2 separate regions of the Homo sapiens genome follow, and region 2 is linked to region 1. A link is a contact called in ENCODE Hi-C or POLR2A ChIA-PET data. All regions are on one chromosome and are shown on one strand. The core of a region is the stretch at or near the end of the contact, and the rest is flanking DNA. Distances in the headings are between cores, read along the strand shown. Region 1 overlaps SP100 (SP100 nuclear antigen). Region 2 overlaps CAB39 (calcium binding protein 39).

Region 1 (6,978 bases), core at 2,505-5,004:
ATTCCCTTAACAAATCTAAAAGAAAAACAACAAATGGACAAAATACTAGCAACGTATATGACCAAGATTTAATATATATAATATTTAAGAGTTCTATATTCATTCAGAATAATAAGAAAAACACCATGACTTAAAACACTGAGAGGGCCGGGCGTGGTAGCTCATGCCTGTAATCCCAGCACTTTGGGAGGCCGAGGCAGGCAGATCACAAGGTCAGGAGATCGAGACCATCCTGGCTAACACAGTGAAACACCGACTCTACTAAAAGTACAAAAAATTAGCCGGGTGTGGTGGCAGGTACCTGTAATCCTAGCTACTCGGGAGGCTGAGGCAGGAGAATGGTGTGAACCTGGGAGGCAGAGCTTGCAGTAAGCCGAGATCACACCACTGTGCTCCAGCCTGAGCAACAGTGCAAGACTCCGTCAAAAATAAACAAAAACACAACAAAACAAAACAAAGAAACACAGAGCATTCTCTGACAAAGAGTTTTATGAAGAAGAAAAAGAAATGACCGATAATAAATGAAAAATTCCTGACGACACTAAAAATGAAAACAATGCACATTAAAGCAGCTCTGAAATAAGACTTTTTATATTTCAATTTAAAACGTTTTTATTGTCCAGGTATATTAGTTTAAAAAGCAAGAAAGGACAAGTGTGTACAGAGTTACTCATTTAAATAAAACTATATTCCAAAACGTGTTAATACATGCATAGTAAAATTCTGGAAAGATAGACACCAATGTTCACAAGAACATCTATTTTCAAATCAGAATGAAAAGCAAGATGAAGACAGAATAAAGCAACATGAGCATTTTGAAAAAAATAAATGGCTACTTTAAAAGGCATTCAGGTTTTATCTTATGAAAGGAGTAGAAAAAAATGCTCCTGGAACTGACAAATTTAGTAAAGTTTCAGAATACAAAATCGATGCATAAAAATCAGTAGCATCTTTATACACTAAAAACGTTCTAGCTGAGAATCAAATGAAGAACACAGTCCCATTTACAATAGCCATAAAGAAAATGAGATCCCTAGGAATTCATCCAGCCAAGGAGGTGAAAGATATCTACAAGAAGAAGTACAAAACACTGCTGAAAGAAATCAGAGATAGCACAAATAAATAGAAAATTATTCCATGCTCATGGATTGGAAGAATCAATACAGTTTGAATGACTATACTGTTTAAATCAATTTATAGATTCAACACCATCCTTATTAAAATAAAAGCGTCATTTTTCACAGAATTAGAAAAATCTATTCTAAAACTCAGTTGGAACCATAAAAGAGCCTGAATAGCCAAAGCAATTGTAAACAAAAAGAACAAAGCTAGAGGCATCGCGTTGCCCAACTTCTAACTATACTATAAGGCTACAGTAATCAAAATGGCATGGTACTGGTACAAAAACAGACACATAGACCAGTGGAACAGAACAGAGAACTCAGAAACAAACCTGCTCACTTACAACCATCTGATCTTCAACAAAATCAACAAAAATAAGCAATGGGAAATGGACTGTCTATTCAATAAATGATGCTGGAATAACTGGCTAGACATACGAAGAAAAACGAAACTGGACCCATACTTCTCATCCTATACAAAAATTAACTCAAGATGGATTAAAGATTTAAATGTAAGACCTAAAACTATAAAAATCCTAGAATAAACCTAGGAAATACCCTTCCTGACATAGGCTTTGGCAAAGAATTTATGGCTAAGTCTCCAAAAGCAATTGCAACTCAAACAAAAACTGACAAGTGGGACCCAGTTAAACTAAATAGCTTCTGTACAACAAAAGAAATTACCAAAAGAGTAAACAGACAGCCTTCAGAATGGGAGAAAATTTTTGCAAACTGTGCATATAACGAAGGTCTGATATCCAGAATCTACAAGGAACTTAAACAAATCAACAAGCAAAAAACAAAATCCAATTAAAAAATGGGCAAAGGACATGAACAGACACTTCTCAAAAGAAGACATACAAGTGGTCAACAAACATGAAAAAAATGCCCAACATTACTAATCATCAGATAAATGCAAATCAGAATCACAGTGAGATACCATCTCACACTACTCAGAGTGGCTATTATTAAAAAGTCAAGAAAATAACAGATGCTGGTGAGGTTGTGGAGGAAAAGGAATGCTCATACACTGTTGGTGGGAGGGTAAAATTAGTTCAACCATTGTGGAAGACAGTGTGGCAATTCCTCAAAGACTTAAAGACAGAAATGCCATTCTACCCAGCAATCCCACTACCTTTAGGTATATACCCAAAGGAAAATAACTTGTTCTATCAAAAAGATACACGCACTCATATGTTCCTTATAGTGCTATTCACAAAAGCAAAGACACGGAACCAATCTAGTTGCCCATCAACAGTGAATTGGATAAAGAAAATGTGGCACACATATACACCATGAAATACTATGCAGCCATAAAAAGAATGAAATCACACCCTTCGCAGCAACATGGATGGAGCGGAGGCCATTATCCTAAGCAACTTAATGCAAGAACAGAAAACCAAATACTGCATGTTCTTACTTACAAGTGGAAGCTAAACATCGAATACACATAAATGTGAAGATGAGAACAAGAGACACTGGGGACCACTAGATGGGGCAGGGGGAGAGGGTGGCATGGGCTGAAGAACCATCTGTTGGGTACTATGCTTACTGCCTGGGTGATGGGATTTTTGGGACACCAAGCCTCAGCATCACACAATTTACCCATGTAACAAACCTGCAAATGCACCCTTTAATCTATAATAAAAGTTGAAAAAAGAAAATGATGATAATAAACCTTAGCATTAAAAAATAGTTCATTTGTAACATAAAAATTAAGTAAATTCTTATTTGTTCTTACTTCTTTTCCCACTGTGTTTTTCCAAAGTAGAATTGTTTTCAACATCCATGGTATCTAGAAAGTGACAGGTAGTGGTCAGAGAACTGTAATTTATAAGTAAAATTTATAAATCTTATGACAATTCACACTGCATGGAAGGCTTGCGTTTATAACAATATTCTGAGTATAATTTATCTGTCTTCCTTCCAAAGGAAACAGACACTGAATTGATGTCTAAGGTCTTCGTCTAGTTCTCTGAGACTTTGAAACAGCTCTTCATTACTTTTATGCACCAATTTCCTCATTTATGAAACAGGGACAGCAACGGTTATCCTGTTCAGCTTTAAAATTTTTATGAATATTAAATATCTTACTTGCAAGAGTTAATAGGAAATCACTATATAAATCAATAACAGTCCAGAGGATATCTTTCAAAACAATGTATTTTTAGCATAAGAGTAGGTATCTGATTTTTCTTTCCTGACAGGTAGCAGGACTATTTGTCTTTTTAGGCCTTTCCAAAGTTGTGACAAAATGACACTATTACCTGTGAGTGGAAGAACATGTTTTCTTTTTTTTTTTTTCAAGAACAAGGATGGAACTCGCTTTATAAATTCAACACTTTACTATTGATATGCTAATATAGTGAGATACTACTATGTTTACCAGTGTATTTTTTTACCACCTAACCAAGAGAGCCCATTCTGTTAAATATGGCTTTATAATGATCTCTTGCCTCCCTGCAGTTCCCAAAAGGGTCGGGTTAAGCAAATGTAGAGAACAGGATTCTGGCGGCACCAAACCTGTTCTTTGTCACAGTCTGCTCACAGTCAAGTGCAGCAGGAAACCGGGACTATGATTTCAGACTTTTGAAATTCTGAAGCTTGGGGCCTGTGGGCCCACTTCCTGTTGGTGATCCAGAGGCTGTTTCATGCTTTGCTTCAACTCTGATCACTTCCCACATCCCTACCCAGTGTCTGTGATATCCACTGAGCCACTTCCATCCCAAGACCCTAGGGTAGCCTTACCCATCATGTCAGATGCTTGACTACTTTCAGTCCTTGCTTCTTGGCTTCTTGGCACACCTTTTGGAAAACACATGACACAGGAGCACTTCTTATTTTCAGGTTCTTGTGGCTGTGATCCTAAATTGTGATTTGTAAACATTTTTATTTGTGCCCACTCCCCTTCAAAGATTCTCCTTCCCCCCAACATTAGTGACTGCCCACTCCCCACAGCTAAATTAAGGGATGGGCTCTACATCTGAAATCTCTTTTTCTTTTGTGGTTCCTCACTGTATTTTTCCCTTCTGTTCATAAATAACCCTGAGAATTTCATCTTGAAATAAAGGGTCAATTAATAGTTTGTTTCAGTGATGAAGAACACTGGAGGAGCAAAGGCTGGTTTTAGGGAAAAAGATGATGTGCTCAGTTTTGGAGGTGTTAAGTTTGAAGGTCTTGAGTAACATCCAAGTGGTGAAGTCTAAGGCCTTCAGAATCTCCAACAGGAGCCTTCTGACACTTGGATGAATGAGTTTAGAAGACAGGGCTGGCTGGAGATACACATGTAGGAATCATGAGGTTGTGGGTGGTGACTGAAATCACAGGAGTGGATGAAATGCCTGGGTGAGGCCTTTTTTAATCTGGGTGAGTCAGAGGGGCCAGGGGACACCTTATTCTGAAAACTTACTGCTATTGTGAATCATGCCTTGTGCTAAAGTTGCTTTTATCTCATGGTCATTTCAGATCCTACAATTTCTCCATCATTCTCTTCTCTCCCATTTACACTTCCCCCTTCTTGCCTCCATTTTTCTCTCATCTTTTAATTCTTTCTCTACATACTTCTTGTTGTACCTAATTTTTTACACCACTCATCACCCTTTGAATGTATCTCATTCCACCTGTTTTTCTGTTTATATCTTTAGATCTAGTTTTATTATTGAGGTGAACTTCTTTCTACTATCACTTCCTCCTTCTATTCTCTCTTCTAGCTTGTTTCTCTGAATCTTGTCTTGACTTTTTTTTTTTTTTTTTTTTTTTTTGAGACGGAGTCTTGCTCGATCGCCCAGGCTGGAGTGCAGTGGTGCGATCTTGGTTCACTGCAAGACCTGCCTCCAAGGTTCACGCCATTCTCCTGCCTCAGCCTCCTGAGTAGCTGGAGCTACAGCTGCCTGCCACCATGCCTGGCTAATTTTTTTTGTTTTTAGTAGAGATGGGGTTTCACCGTTTTAGCCAGGATGGTCTTGATCTCCTGACCTCGTGATCCGCCCACCTCGGCCTCCCAAAGTGCTGGGATTACAGGCATGAGTCACTGCGCCTGGCCCTTATCTTGATCTTGACTCTTTTTGCAATTTCAATCTTTGTCTTTATCCACATTTTCTTCATCTATATTCATCTTTATCTCACAGGTTATTACTTTCATCACCAAATGCCTGCTGTTAGGACACTGACCACATAGCCATCTCTATTACCTTTGTCTGTTCTTTATGAGCTTTCTACCTTGCAAGGCTGTCAATCAATCAGCAACTTTATTTTCACGTTTCTGGTACAATTTCTGAGAAGTGTGTTGAAAATTATCCCTCCCTCCCCCACAAAATTCCCCTACCTGGAATATTTGAATTCCTTGTCCACTTAGAAAAACTTGAAGCTGACTCTTATATCTTTTCATTTGGTGACTCTAGCCTACCTTTCTCCATTCTTTCTCCTTACTTTATCCACTCAGTGTCTCCTCCCTCCATTCAGGAGCCCAGCTCTTCTTTTTCTTTTCGCTCCCTCAAACCTGTCGCAAGCAGCCCGAGTCTGTGCACAAGTCTTTGTGTGTGTGGTGTGTATGTGTGTGTGCATATGTTTTGGGGGAGAGGTAAGGAAAAGAAAAAAGAACTTTTCCTCCATGCAAGTAGGAAAAAAAAGATAATTAATAATGAACTGAACATCATAATCGGCTTCTCCATCACAAGCTAATGGGCTGCATCTCTTCTGACTCTCTTTGTGTATTCATTGGAGGAGCTCTAAATTCACAGGACAATGAAGACAAACAAGGAAATAATAGACTATAGACAGTGACGAGGAAACCAGGGAACCTGTCTCAATGTGGTCATGCTGAACTATTTTCAGAGCTTAAACGGACTGACAAAAAAATACACCTATATCAATGAGTACACCTCATAGCCCTACTCTATCTGGCCACACTTCGTTCTCCTTCTCACTTCTCATTTTTCTGCCCATTGCCCTGCTGCTATACATTTTTGTCTCTGTCTCTTTGATTCGGTGAGCTCATCTCCCTTTGATTTATCTTGTCTCCTGTGTTGCTTTTTCTGTTTCCATCAATGATGTTCTGTTCTCCTTTATTTCTATGTTTATCTATTTTGCTTCTGTCTTTCTAGGTATTTTGTATATTATATAGCTGGTTCCATTCCTATTATCTCTGTCTGTTTGCGATTTTTATTTTTCCCTCCCCCTAAAGATTATATGTATTAACCAATATACATATATACACACACATATGTGTGTGTTTATGTATGTATACATGTTATATGTAACAAATATATGCATGTGTACACACACACACACACACAGTGGTTGTTAAATAAGCTTTCTTGCATCAGGCACTGGTATAGTCTCCTGTGAATATTCTGAGTTCCTTGCGCATCTTCTTTGGACTTTGACTTAAATGACACAGCTCTTATCCTCCTGTCTGTTACATACAACAGTCACCCACCGTGAGACACCTGGGTTGCTAGTTTCTATTGTTTCTTTAGTTTTTTGGCCCTAATACTTCTGTACATCTATTTCCTCACCCCAAAATGGGTATAGTTAGCCTGCCTATGTCTTAAAAATTTTGTGATGACAAAATAAGATATTATTTGCCAAAAGACATTGAAATAACACAATATAATCCAATTACATGATGAAGGACATCTACCAAAAACTATACTAACGTTTGAGAGTGTTTGATCTGAAGTTTTTATTTCTGTCTATAATTACATAGTAGGAACAGTTGTCTTTTGAGGCTTTACAATTACAAATGACAATGATGTCAACCCATTTATCACTATAAAAATCTAAGATCTTAGTGTTAATAGGAATGAGAGCAGGTTTAAAAAAAAGAATACCACAAATTTGCTATTTATTTCTTCTA
Region 2 (6,978 bases), core at 2,973-5,472, 330 kb before region 1:
TGGTGGATACTCTTTTTGATGTGCTGCTGGATTCAGTTCGCCAGTATTTCATTGAGGATTTTCGCATTGATGTTCATCAGGGATATTGGTCTAAAGTTTTTTTTTGTTGTGTCTCTACCAGGCTTTGGTATCAGGATGATGCTGGCCTCATAAAATGAGTTAGGGAAGATTCCCTCTTTTTCTGTTGATTGGAATAGTTTCAGAAGGAATGGTACCAGCTTCTCCTTGTACCTCTGGCAGAATTTGGCTGTGAATCCGTCTGGTCCTGGAGTTTTTTTGGTTGACAGTCTTTTAATGATTGCCTCAATTTCAGAGCCTGTTATTGGTCTATTCAGCGATTCAACTTCTTCCTGGTTTAGTCTTGGGAAGGTGTATGTGTCCAGGAATTTATCCATTTCTTCTAGATTTTCTAGTTTATTTGCATAGAGGTGTTTATGGTATTCTCTGATGGTAGTTTGTATTTCTGTGGGATCGGTGGTGATCTCCCCTTTATCATTTTTTATTGCGTCTATTTGATTCTTCTCTCTTCTTTTTTATTAGTCTTGCTAGCGGTCTATCAATTTTGTTGATCTTTTCAAAAAACCAGCTCCTGGATTCACTGATTTTTTGAAAAGTTTTCTGTGTCTCTATCTCCTTCAGTTCTGCTCTGATCTTAGTTATTTCTTGCCTTCTGCTAGCTTTTGGATGTGTTTGCTCTTGCTTCTCTAGTTCTTTTGTGATATTTGGGTGTCAATTTTAGATCTTTCCTGCTTTCTCTTGTGGGCATTTAGTGCTATAAATTTCCCTCTACACACTGTTTTAAATGTGTCCCAGAGATTGCGGTAGGTTGTGTCTTTGTTCTCATTGGTTTCAAAGAACGTATTTATTTCTGCCTTCATTTCGTTATTTACCCAGTAGTCATTCAGGAGCAGGTTGTTCAGTTTCCATGTAGTTGTGTGGTTTTGAGTGGCAGAAACCATCTCTTTAGACATACTTTCTAGAACCTTACACAGGCACAGTCTGGTGAGGCTACCTTCTTTTATTCTAGAACATTGGAAACATTTTTGGCTTTCTAATGCCCCTCTCCATCTCCTTAATTCCTCAAAAAAGAAAAAAAAATTTACAAATATTTGGCCATCTGGTTTACTATCTGAGCATCCATTTATTCAAGCTATGAATTTTGGACATATTTAGAGCATTTTTTTTTTTTTAAACAGAGTCCCACTCCGTCGCCCAGGGTGGAGTGCAGTGGAGTGATCTCGGCTCACTGCAACCTCTGCCTCCCAGGTTCAAGGGATTCTTATGCCTCAGCCTCCTGAGTAGCTGAGACTATAGGCGCATGTCACCACAACTAATTTTTTGTATTTTCAGTAGAGACGGGGTTTCATCATGTTGGCCAGGCTGGTCTCAAACTCCTGACCTCAGGTGATCCACCCACCTCAGCCTCCCAAAGTGGTGGGATTACAGGCGTGAGCCACCATGCCTGGCCTAGAGCAGTTCTAATTTCCTTTAAAGACTCAGCACCTGTTCCAGGGCTATGGATGAGCCACATGTTTGGAAATTTTTGTGTGCAGAGCACGTTTTCTGGGAGGGCGCTCTTGCCACATTCTCAAAGGAAAGCATGAACCATAGATCTATTCTTCTTTTCCATTATAAGAATATGCTCTGCAAACAGGAGACTAGCAGCAAGACAGGAGAGGAGCAGCAACGTGTCCCTCCTTGTCAGCGCCTCTGGTGTGCAGCTGTAAGGCTGTTCCTGCTGGTCTTCCTTTCTTCCCTGACTGGAGTTTCTTTCAGGGAGGAGTAGGAAGGTGACTTCCACCTGTCTGCTAGTTTAGCTACCCTGAAATTATGATGGGAGGTCTGTCCTCTCTTTCACATGTTGTCTTGGCTGTAGACTCTGCTTAATTTTGTTTCTTGGAGAACCCTCTTTTGGGGGGCCTCTCCTCTCAGCTCCTTCCTTTCCATGCAATAAGGAGCACCTGAGATGCACAGTCCAGGCCAGCTCCCCAGTGCTCTCTCTTCCAGAGCTCACCCTTAGGACACTACCTTGTTTTATGAAGCTTCCTCTTTATCAAGTAGGGGTGACCTGCCTGGCTGCCCAGTCTCCCTCTCTGGCCACCATGACCTGATAGGGCTGCTTTACCCATAGCGATCCATCACTGCCATTTTCTCCTTGGTGAGAATTATCAAAAGAAGTAACCCTAACTGAAATGAAATTATCAGCCAGGCCAGACGAGACTCACTGCAAATCCCATTTCCAGCACATAGTCAGTACATCTCTCTCACCTCTGAGCCACCTTTGCCATCTGTGCCAGAAGCATGTCAACCACATCCTGACGGGGTCAGGGGTCTTGCTGCATTCTCCCACACCACTGCTGCTCAATCCTCTTCCTTCACCCTCATGTGGCCAGAGTACTGCCACCCTCAGGCTCCTGGCTGTCCTTCCACACAGGGGAATCTCTCTTTGACACATGGTGCTGCTACACCGCCCTTCATGGCAGGTCTGCTACTTCTGAATGGGACATACCCTTCCACCGATGCATTATAAGCATGAGTCCTAGCCCACCAACTGTGGTGACACCTAAGACATCATATTGATCACTCTATGTTATAATCTCAAATTCATTTTGTTTTGCTTTGTACACCTACATACAAATATCTGGGTCCTCACCTGAGGCTTTCAACTCCCTCTTTAAGAGTTTTGGGAAATAAATTCCTGGGGAGCTCTCATACTATGACCTGATTCTCATTCAATAAATCCCTGGGGGCCTTATGACCTGATTCTCATTCAAGGTAAAACCCTAATGATCAGGTCCCCAGGTTTCATCCTATCTTTAGGGCATTCATTCACTCTGAGGTGGGACATATTTCACCCAGAGACCAAAGTGTGTGCTCATTATTTCAGGGGCTTTTCATAATCATGAAAATGAACCCTCAGAAGAAAGGTGGCCACTTCTCACTGTGATAGTGTTCATGGTTTCTGAGCATGGTCGTCTGCATATCAGTATGCTAAATACTGGTGTGTATATATGTATTTTCTTTGGGCTGTGTGTGTGTGTGCGTGTATACATTTTTTTTTTTTTTGAGATGGAGTTTCGCTTTTGTTGCCCAGGCTGGAGTGCAATGGTGTGATTCTCGGGTTACCACAACCTCCGTCTCCTGGGTTCAAGCGATTCTCCTGCCTCAGCCTCCCGAGTAGCTGTGATTACAGGCATGCGCCACTACGCCCGGCTGATTTTATATTTTTAGTAGAGACGGGGTTTCTCCATGTTGGTGAGGCTGGTCTCGAACTCCCGACCTCAGGTCATCCGCCCGCCTCAGCCTCTTAAAGTGCTGGGATTACAGGCACGAGCCACTGCGCCTGGCAAGTATTGGTTTATATTAAAACAGTTCTAAATATTTATTCATAAGGTTAGGCAATTTATATAAGGGAATGTAACCTACAAACGCTTGCTCTCATTGTAAAAGACTCCTGCTTTATTCATAGATTGTAAACAGCATAGAACCTTGTAACTCAAAACAAGAATCTGCACGTTGTACAGTGCTGTCACATCATGTATGTATTTAATTTATACAAATATACACCAAGGGAGGAAAGGTAGATGGGGGAGCGGGGAAGATACATTATGATTTGAATAGTGTGGGTGATTCTGTCCACGCTCTACATTTAATCGACATGATCCAGTGTGAGCAGAGATGGGAGAGGTGAATCCACTGTTTCCTCGGGCCTGTCCACAATGTGAGTATCTCTGTCCTGAATGTGGTCCTAATATTTCATGAAGTGTATATTCCAAATTAACATAAACCTGAACAGAAGCCAACTACTTCATCTGGTGCTTAACCAAAGAAACTGCTACACAATGTTTCAAACACAGGAGAAAACCTGGTTGTTACATATGCTGTACAGTATACCATACTTAATTATAATTTAACAGCAAAGTAGAATTTTGACCACACAGGACTTTTGTCTTTTAGATAGACTTTAGAATCTAACTTTTCCACCCTTTTAAAGCTGTGACTTTACTGCATATACCTCTATCACACAAACATATACAAAATGTATCTTTCTCTTCCCACTAGAGGGCAGCCACGTGTAGATTTAGGAGGGCAATGAAGGTTTAGAAAAACAGCACACCTCTGACTTTCAAGGATATTTAGAATTCTACAGTTTTTGTTACCTTGAATGTGGCAAATGCATCTGAAGCTATGTCAAATGTTGACATTTCGACATATCTGAAGAAATCATAAAACTGTTCCGACCACAAAATGATTTTTGCAAGTGGTTCATGTCTGATGCATTCTCTTAACATTATTCCACAATTTAGAGCTATTTCTGGAGATTCATACCTGCAAAAACAAAAAACCAAACAAACAAACCAAACATGATTGCTTTTTCAAAACTCCAACACTGAACAGTTCAAACTTTCAGGCCAAAGACAGTTTTCAGACATGTATCCTAACTAAATGACCATCGCAGATTACAGAAGGTATTTCAGTCGGAGCAGAGCATGTGCTCAGGTAAACTGACTCCAGAGTGCAAACACACACTGGTTGGTGATGACCGCCTTAAACCAAAGAAAAATAGCCATACGAGTGACTGTGTGACTAAAGGTTCATTATTTAAGCTGAAAGATTTCAAGAGAAGTATTTCGGGTCATACCACTCCATACAGGGGTTAGCTTTTACAGATGGTGCTCTTGACACTCAGAAAAACCAAAAGCTAAATCAAAAAACAGAAAACAAAATATTTCCCCAAATTCAGAATATCTAAATAGGTCTACAAACATATAGAATTTATACCTTGTTGTTTCAATTCAATACTCAAGATAGTACTTGGAGACTCTCAGCCACATGTAAACACTACCAAGCTGATAAGCCTCCTCCTGAGGACTTCACAAAGTGTCCCCATCAGAGAGCCCAGGGGCCACAGAGCAGGCAGACCCCCCTCATCAGCTCTCTGCACACAGCCTTCCCTATGCTCATCTCCATGTCTCTGGCTTCTTCCTTCCCCGCCATTAGAGAGACACCTCTCAGCCAAGCAAGAGGCATTTCCCCTTCAGATGTGCACAAGCCCTCTGACTGGACTCTTCCGCCCCCTCAAACACATCGCTCTCTTCTACTTCCTCTCAAGCTGCATGCACTGGCTTTCTTTCCACCTCACATTCTCCTCTAGTCATATTCCATTTCCCAACACACTAGTGAAATAACGGGCCAGCAAAGATTCCCTCTTGGCTAAATAGAGTCTTCTACTCAAGTGTCCTGACAGTGCTGTAAAAAACCAAAATAAAACCTTTCATGTTCTCCTTTCTATCTCTCTGACTGTTCCCATTTCTTGCCTGGCTGAGGTCTTCACCTGTTGCCTACAGCCTGCTAATGAAAGCCCATACAATCTCATGGCTCCCACCATGACTACTAACCCCACCTCCATGTCTACTCCTGAATTAGTTAGGCATTTTCTGTTGCCTCTGGACAACTTCCGTTAAAGGGCTACCATAAACTCAACGTGTCTCAAATCAAATCTCATCCCCCTCCATAAAATCACCCCCACCCCCCTGCTTCCTCATTTCTATAATTTGGCATCATTATTTTGTTTCAGTTACCCAGTTCTAAACCAGGTCTAACAGAAATTTCCATGTTCTGTATCTGTGCTGTTCATTATGGTGAGATTGGCCACATATAGCTACTGAGCACCTGAAATTTGTCTAGTGTGACTGTGGGGTTGAATCATAAATATTATTTAATTTCAATTAATTACATGTGGTTAGTAGCTACTATATTGGACAGCCCAGTTCTAAACCTTTCCTTCTTTACTCCAAATCTTCCCAACTTCAATGTCAGGCTTCAAAAGCCTTCAAAGGCTTTTAAAAATATTTTTCTGATTATCTTAGTTTCATTTCCTTTTATTCATTCCCACTGCTACATTAATTCATACCTGGACAATTGGAAATGATTCCTAGCCAGCACCTTTGTTCAAGCTCTGTCATAATAAATCTACCCAACACACAAGTGTATCAACAGCATTTCCAGCTTGGGAGCTTAAAATGATTTCTTCTAGCTAATCAAATAAAGACAAACTTCTGGACTTAACTATCCAGTCTTCCTCTTATTAGATCTCCTGTTCTAGCACAATGTCACCTCCCAACCTGCCACACAACTTTCAAATTCTCTCCTTATTGCTGCCAATCATGTTATGTTCATTCCTGCCCCTGTACCTTTGTTCCCAGTCATATGCCATTAGGATGCCTTCTCTCTTTTCTGCCTGTGTAAATTCTAAACTACTAGGAACTCCCATCTTAAGTCCTATTCCTTTTATCAACCCTTGCCTTATTAACCCAAACCACATTTTATCCTCTGAAATCCTGTAGTACTCATTTGTTATCTAGTAGTGGTGTCCTCTTACACATCACAGATCCTCAACAAGATAAAACCACACTCCTTGGCATCAGTGGAGGCATGCAGCTAGAATGCTGACCGGCTCTTACTTGATGGAAATATCTGCTCACAAAATGGCTGATCATACAATTCATCTTTGCTGAGCTTTAGAAGGCAGGAAAGACAAGGGTAAGACAGTTTGGTACAAGTTGAACAGGTTTTGATGGAGGCTTGTCAAGCTTGTCTAAACGATTAAACCATAAACCAGTAAATACAAGGCAAACAGTTATGCTGTATAACCTGTGAGCACTAGAGTGAACAGCATACTAACATGTAAATTGCCAGTAAAAAAAAAATCGCCTCCAAATGTAGTCTAACACTAGCAATACGACTTCAAATGCATGCTAGTATTAGCAGCATGGCCCCGCAAATAAATATCTAACAGAAGTACTCACAGCCTAAGAAGATAATCACACTGTATGGAAGCAGTCTAAATTAATTAACAAAAGTACAAAAATCTTAAAATGCAGTTCACAGCGCTCCTTCAAGAAACAGCTGTTTCCAGGTCTGGCAGGACTCGTACAAAATGAGCAAGATGGTCATCCTACGCCAGAAAGCAAGGAA

Evidence for each region. A loop is a pair of places that touch in the nucleus more often than their neighbours do. ChIA-PET counts read pairs that join two places held with the same protein, here RNA polymerase II (POLR2A). Pooled maps may share reads with other maps.
Region 2: a loop to region 1 is called in a map of naive thymus-derived CD4-positive, alpha-beta T cell, with 2.4 times the contacts of the local background. The contact joins two enhancer-like sites. A Hi-C loop is called at or near these places in 1 of 168 maps with a recorded cell type or tissue (naive thymus-derived CD4-positive, alpha-beta T cell), 8 of 37 single-sample maps with no recorded cell type and 11 of 50 pooled maps. POLR2A ChIA-PET finds 5 or more read pairs at or near these places in 3 of 52 experiments (GM12878, PC-9 and activated naive CD4-positive, alpha-beta T cell).

The regions. Positions count from the first base shown.
Region 1 is chr2:230,470,332-230,477,309 of GRCh38, reverse strand. It overlaps SP100 (SP100 nuclear antigen), which reads right to left. Exons shown (of 29, transcript NM_001080391.2): 16 at 3,870-3,986; 17 at 2,863-2,916. All of the region lies in intron 3 of LOC101928816 (a long non-coding RNA gene), which reads left to right. Among named protein-coding and RNA genes, the nearest start is that of SP100, 58 kb to the right of the region's middle. Within about 2 kb of position 3,754, at least 7 of the 41 ENCODE cell types and tissues checked have a DNase peak (open chromatin) inside an H3K27ac peak, as active enhancers do.
Region 2 is chr2:230,796,080-230,803,057 of GRCh38, reverse strand. CAB39 (calcium binding protein 39) reads right to left here. Exons shown (of 9, transcript NM_016289.4): 5 at 4,161-4,329. Among named protein-coding and RNA genes, the nearest start is that of ITM2C, 65 kb to the left of the region's middle. Within about 2 kb of position 4,222, at least 7 of the 41 ENCODE cell types and tissues checked have a DNase peak (open chromatin) inside an H3K27ac peak, as active enhancers do.